Linked DNA regions of Homo sapiens: region 1 is linked to region 2. Evidence: read pairs that join two places in POLR2A ChIA-PET (ENCODE). Cell type or tissue: MCF 10A. All regions are shown on one strand. Each heading gives the region's core, and the rest is flanking DNA. Links, peaks and the distances in the headings are about the cores only. Region 1 overlaps LAMP2 (lysosomal associated membrane protein 2). Region 2 has its middle 7.7 kb from the start of PGRMC1.

What was found. ChIA-PET counts read pairs that join two places held together with the same protein. Peaks named below come from ENCODE experiments on the same cell type or tissue, not always from the same donor. Only the 100,000 strongest peaks of a DNase experiment are listed, where the experiment ranks them.
Region 1: POLR2A ChIA-PET joins it to region 2 with 5 read pairs; 2 of 35 experiments call an interaction of 5 or more read pairs at or near these places.

What each region holds. Positions count from the first base shown.
Region 1 is chrX:120,439,436-120,442,315 of GRCh38, reverse strand. It overlaps LAMP2 (lysosomal associated membrane protein 2), which reads left to right. Exons shown (of 9, transcript NM_002294.3): 8 at 422-586. Among named protein-coding and RNA genes, the nearest start is that of LAMP2, 28 kb to the left of the region's middle. In MCF 10A, for the core only: no CTCF peak of the experiment used is centred there; no DNase peak of the experiment used is centred there.
Region 2 is chrX:119,227,054-119,230,020 of GRCh38, reverse strand. It overlaps the pseudogene NUDT19P6. Among named protein-coding and RNA genes, the nearest start is that of PGRMC1, 7.7 kb to the left of the region's middle. In MCF 10A, for the core only: no CTCF peak of the experiment used is centred there; a DNase peak (open chromatin) is centred at 1,290.

The DNA.
Region 1 (2,880 bases), core at 134-2,633, 1.2 Mb before region 2:
AATTGCTTTTTGTGGGTTGATCTTGTCCCCCAGGCCTTCACTGAAAAACCCTGAGGACTGTTCCTTTTTTTTTTTTTTTTTTTTTTTGAGACAGGGTCTCGCTCTATGCCCAGGCCAGATTGCAGGGGTGTGACCACAGCTCAATCCCAGGTTCAAGCCAACTACCCACCTCAGCCTCCTAGGTAGCTGGGACTACAGGTGTGCACCATCATGCCCAGCTAATTTTTTTTTGTATTTTTTGTAGAGACAGGGTTTCACCATGTTGCCCAGGCTGGTCTTGATCTCCTGGGCTCACGTGATCTGCCCACCTTGGCTTCCCAAAGTGCTGGAATTACAGGCGTGAGCCACTGTGCCTGGCCAACTTTCCCATTTTTGATGTTGATAGGATAAGAAGTTACTAACCTGTTTCTTTTCTTTGAAGTTTTCAGCATTGCAAATAACAATCTCAGCTACTGGGATGCCCCCCTGGGAAGTTCTTATATGTGCAACAAAGAGCAGACTGTTTCAGTGTCTGGAGCATTTCAGATAAATACCTTTGATCTAAGGGTTCAGCCTTTCAATGTGACACAAGGAAAGTATTCTACAGGTAAGAATCAAGCAAACTTCATTAATAATTTATGTTCTTATGTTGACAGGTGGCTTTTCCTTTGAATCATAGACATTTAAACGTTGAAATAGAGGAATATGAATTCATAGCCTTGACCAAATTGTGCAACTCTATATTTGGCTCATCATTTTGCTCAACCGAGATGTTTTTGTGATCTTAAAATCATTTGCAAAAAAAGTTCTTAAAGCTAAAACTGATAGAAGCTTTAAGTGAGCTTTATTTGAGGTATGGGTTTTAGTTTGTAGGGAAGATGGCACTTGGGAGCAGCAGCTTTGAGCATCTTGCATCTGCTTCCTGAGGCCGTCTTCTCACTGGAAACATTTTCATACCTGAATGAAAGCAGTTTGGTCTGATTTTGTTAAGACAAAAGATAAAGAGCGGTAGCAAAGCCTCAAATATCATGAACTATGTTTTTACCAGCCAAAACGATCTGGAGAGTTTTCAAAGCATGTGCCAGTGTGAATGACGCTTTTTGAAGATCACTCAGGGATAATGGTGGTATTTATTAGATTTTTAATGAAACCTTTTGAAGGGCTCATTATAATGTGTTCATACGAATATGAAAGACATATTTGGCATTACAAGATTAAAATTTGCATGAAGAAAAAAAGCACATAAAATTCCTTAATTGACTTGTCCTTTTAAGCCTATTACCTAAAATTGGGGGTTTGTGGATCACAACTCTGTTGAGCAGAGCTAGCTATTCCAGGCATCCACATCCTTTTCAACCATTAATTCTATGGTTTGGAAGGAAATGTGGAAGCTGTGTTTAAAAGCGAATATACTGTGAGCCATTCGACTACTTTTGCAGTGGTGTTGAATACCTAGTCTGACTTGGTTAGGCCACAATAAATTGGGCTCTCCACCCTACCATTCTTGCGATTAAAGACGTTAGTTACACTTTAAAAATATTTTCAAGAATTCATTTTCCCTTTTGTCTGTTTTGCTTATGTACTTCAATTATTTTGATCCTTTAGTAGCTTTATTTTTGGACTTTTTATCTGGCTCCCCTTCATTATTCCCCTAATTTTAAGTCCAGATTTGTGTTTACAGTTTAAAATCGTTTGCAGTATTAGTATCATCACTTCAAGACTGTTTATCTAGTCACCTGTAATAGAGATGAGCTGTGCTCTTTCTCTTACTTTGAAACTTTGGTTTTTATGTACATAGAATTAAAAATATCACCCAAAGAGATATACAGCATTTAATACTGATATTGAATGTATAATCTATTTGTGGAACTAGGTTCTTGGCTGTGGGTACCTATAAATACAACACATAGGTAATATTTGACTGTATGGGGAAAGAAATAGAATTGCAATAAGGCAGAAGAGTGTTGATTGGATTTTACTGGATCAGACCACTTTCTAGAAGTAGAAAAAAATAGCCCCCTTAGGCTGCCAACCCTGACCAGATAAGAAATGCAGTAAGCACGCTCAAATTAGTAAGAGGTCCCAGTTTTCTTGACTTTGCAGCCACTAAAATTGTATGTACTAAGTCACGATCTGCAAACTTTAAAGTTCCAAACAGTGAGTGTTTTAGGCTTTGGTGCCATATGGTCTCTGTCACAACTATTTGACCCTGCTATTGTAGCACGAAAACAGCAACACATAAACAGATGACTGTGGCTGGGTTCCAATAAAACCTTATTTATGGACACTGGAATTTGAATTTTATATGCTCTCATGTGTCACAAAATATTTTTTTCAACCATTTAAAAATGTAAAGGCCATTTTTAGCTCTTGGACCAGATCTGGCCCATGGGCTACAGCTTGCTGACCCCTGACCCTAAAGACAGAGCCAGCCTGGCTATTCTCATCACATGATACCTTCCTGATCCTGTTTCCACTTTCCCAAAAGACATTCACTCTACCACTGAGAGGCTAATCTGGCTATGTAAAAGTGGGCTAGATTAGCTCCCTTTATTTCTGATAAAGTAATATGCCTATTTTGGAAAGGACTTGGAATATAAACAAACATATATGTGTGTATGTATATGTATATGCACACATATATATCACATATAAAATATATATCATATATATAATGTGTGCATTATATATCATATATAATGTGCATATATTATATATATGCACACATATACAATGTGCATATAATATATGCACATTACAATATGAGCTGTGTTTATAGATGTAAATGAATATACATGTATTCATATATATGAATATCTGCATATATACACATAAACAAATGAAAGGACAAAGAAAGTCTTAGAATTTTAATTCTAGAACAGTTCTCCATTTTCTATAGCT
Region 2 (2,967 bases), core at 252-2,751:
TCAAGTCCAGAGTCCTTGGCATGATTTACCCAACTGTGGTGTGATACCTACCCAGATTTCACTTCCCACCCCCACTTCAGGACTCACGCACTCATTCTCCCAGGTCCCCAACTGCTGAAAGTGTTGGTGACTGACAGCTTGCAATGAAATCCTCTTCCTGAGATTGCGCTGGGCTAAAGAGAGCTTTCTAGCCCAAAGTCACAGATCCTTCTTAGTGCAGCCTGCAGGTAATGAATGGCCAATACAGGGATATAAAGGCCTGTCTCCCTTTCCCCATCTAAGGACAACTCCGAGGAGTCATACCAGGCTCAGAGCTCCCTGTGGGATTCATGGAAGCTGCATTGTGACTGCACTGAAGCTCAGCTTCTCCCTCCACCCGATCCTACTCCCTTGTCTTACATTTCAGGTGTAGATCCCAAGAGCACTATTGAGTCAATTTTCTACATAGTAAACTCCATCACAGAGTCTCTTTCCCAGGCAACTCAACCTTCCATGATCTGGCCTCAGATTACTTGTCCAGCTTTATCTCTTTCTACTTTCTCCTTACCCTCAACACTCCAACCATAATGAAGCTAGGAATGATGTGGCCAGTGTCACAGCTAATGTGTATTTACTGAGTGCTATGAACACTTTACATGTGATTCCATTTGTCTGGAATGCTCTTCCCCAGATATTCTAATGGGTCATTCCCCTTCCTGCTTTCAAATCTTATTTATCTCACAAGTGAGGGTCTATTATCATCCTCTTTTCATAGATGAAAAAAACCAATACATAGATAGGTTAAGCTACTTGTCCAAAGTCACACAATTAGTAAGAGGCAGTGCTGGGATTTAAACTCAGCACTCCGGCCCCAGAGCCCATGCTTTACATGAGATCATTTTGCTTTTTCAAAGTGTCATGCTCGTAGGAGCATGGAGGTTGCAATTGGAGGGGTGGAGACTAGAGCAGGGACACCAGCCTTACCGCAGGAGAAAATGAAGGCTTAAATCAATGTTGGGATAGTGAGGACATAAATGCAAGGGTAGATATGATAAATATTAAGGAGGTGGATGAGACAGAGCTTTGGATTCCTCCTCTATTTCTCCCATTCCTTCTACATCTGACTTATGCCCCCAATTTTTGCATGGGTGGATGGCGTATCATTCATCAAGAGAAGATAAGTAGCAGGAGGAGCAAACTTGCAAAAAGGACATTGTATGCAAATGGGGATTGTGTTTTAAAGTGTGGTTCATAAACCAGAAGCTTTGGCATCCACTGGGAGCTTGTTGGGAATGCACGATCTTGGGCAGTATGCCAGACATACTGAATCAGAATCTCCATTTTAACAAGTCTTCCAGATGATTCACATGCACATTAATGTTTGAAAAGCACGGGCATAAGGAGCATTCTGGTGGGGATATCCAGTAATATGTCCAGTTGGATATTTGGGTTTGGGGCTCAGGATGGAGGTCTAGACTGGAGGGGTAAAGACAGGAGGTAACAGCCTATGGGTGGTAGCTGAAACCACTGGCATTGAATTAGATCCCAAGGAGAATATAGGGCAGAGGTCTCTCTCTTTTCAAGGCTCATTGCACAATGTTCTAAGCCAAGGTTGAAAATTGTTAGCCTTGGTGACTACAGCTGGCTCAAGCACATGTTTATTTGACCCTCACATTATTTTAATTTTTAAAATATTAGATGTAAGCAGTTAACCAACAGATTTTTACATAAAACCTGTATTTCTGACATAAAAATGTTCTCGTAAAAAATGAGAAGATCACTTTGGGAGGCCAAGGTGGGAAGATCACTTGAGGCCAGGAGTTCGAAACCAGCCTGGCCAACATCATGAAACCCTGTCTTTACTAAAAATACAAAAATTAGCTGGGTGTGGCACGAGAATCACTTAAACCCCAGCCTAGCCAACAGAGCAAGACTTTGTCTCAAAAAAAAAAAAAAAAAAAAGAGAGAGAGAGAGAGAGAAGATCTGGCATTATATCTCTGATTAGCAGCTGCCTCCTTTAGCAGGTACACCTAAAGAAGCCCCACTTCTCCCTGCTGTATCCCCAATGCTGAGAATAAGTATCAGCTGTCTTTTATCACATTTGCTCTGTTTTTGTTAAAGCAGAATTAAGTGGATAATCAAAATTTTTTTGTACCTATGACTCTATCAAAAGTGGAAAATGAAAGATAACAGGGTTACTATTTCAAAATAAAAACAGGGCAAGATCACATTTCTTTGTGATTTCTGGCATATACTACATTGTCACACATCAACCAGACTCGCATTACTTACTCATATGACTGGCCTGACATTTATAGGCAGGTTGCAGAGAGAAAAAGAGGGCCAAGATAGAGTCTTGGGAAGATTAACATTGTAGGAATAAGTAGAGGAAGAGAAACCCACCAAGGAGATTGAGAATAAAAACCACAAGTGGTAGGAAAATGGCAGAATAATGTGGTCCGATAGAAGCAAAGGGAGGAGAGAGGGTTTCCAGGAGGGAGAGGTTTACAATGCCAAGGGCTGTAAATGGATCAAGAAAGATGAAAACTAAGGTGTAAGTTGGACTAGGCAGTTAGGAAGTCCTGGGTTACCTATGCCAGACTCTTTTTATTGTGGCATGAGAAGGGTGGAAGTCTGGTTCCAGTGGCCTAGGGAGTGAGTGGAACATGAGGATTGAGGAGATCTATCTCTCAAAAAAGAAGTTTGAGAAGCTTGACTAAGGCAGAGGAGGTAGGGAAAAGAGGGAATTGGATTCCCTGGTTTGATTTTCGTTCTTCTGAAAACTATCATAGACTTCAGTTGCAGCAAGATAGGTAGTAAGGCTTAGAGGTTGAAAATACAGGACAGAGTGGGTACTTTTTTTTTTTTTTTGAGATGGAGTTTTGCTCTTGTTGCCCAGGCTGGAGTGCAGTGGTGGGATCTCGGCTCACTGCAACCTCCGTCTCCCGGGTTCAAGCGATTCTCATGCCTCAGCCTCCAGAGTAGCT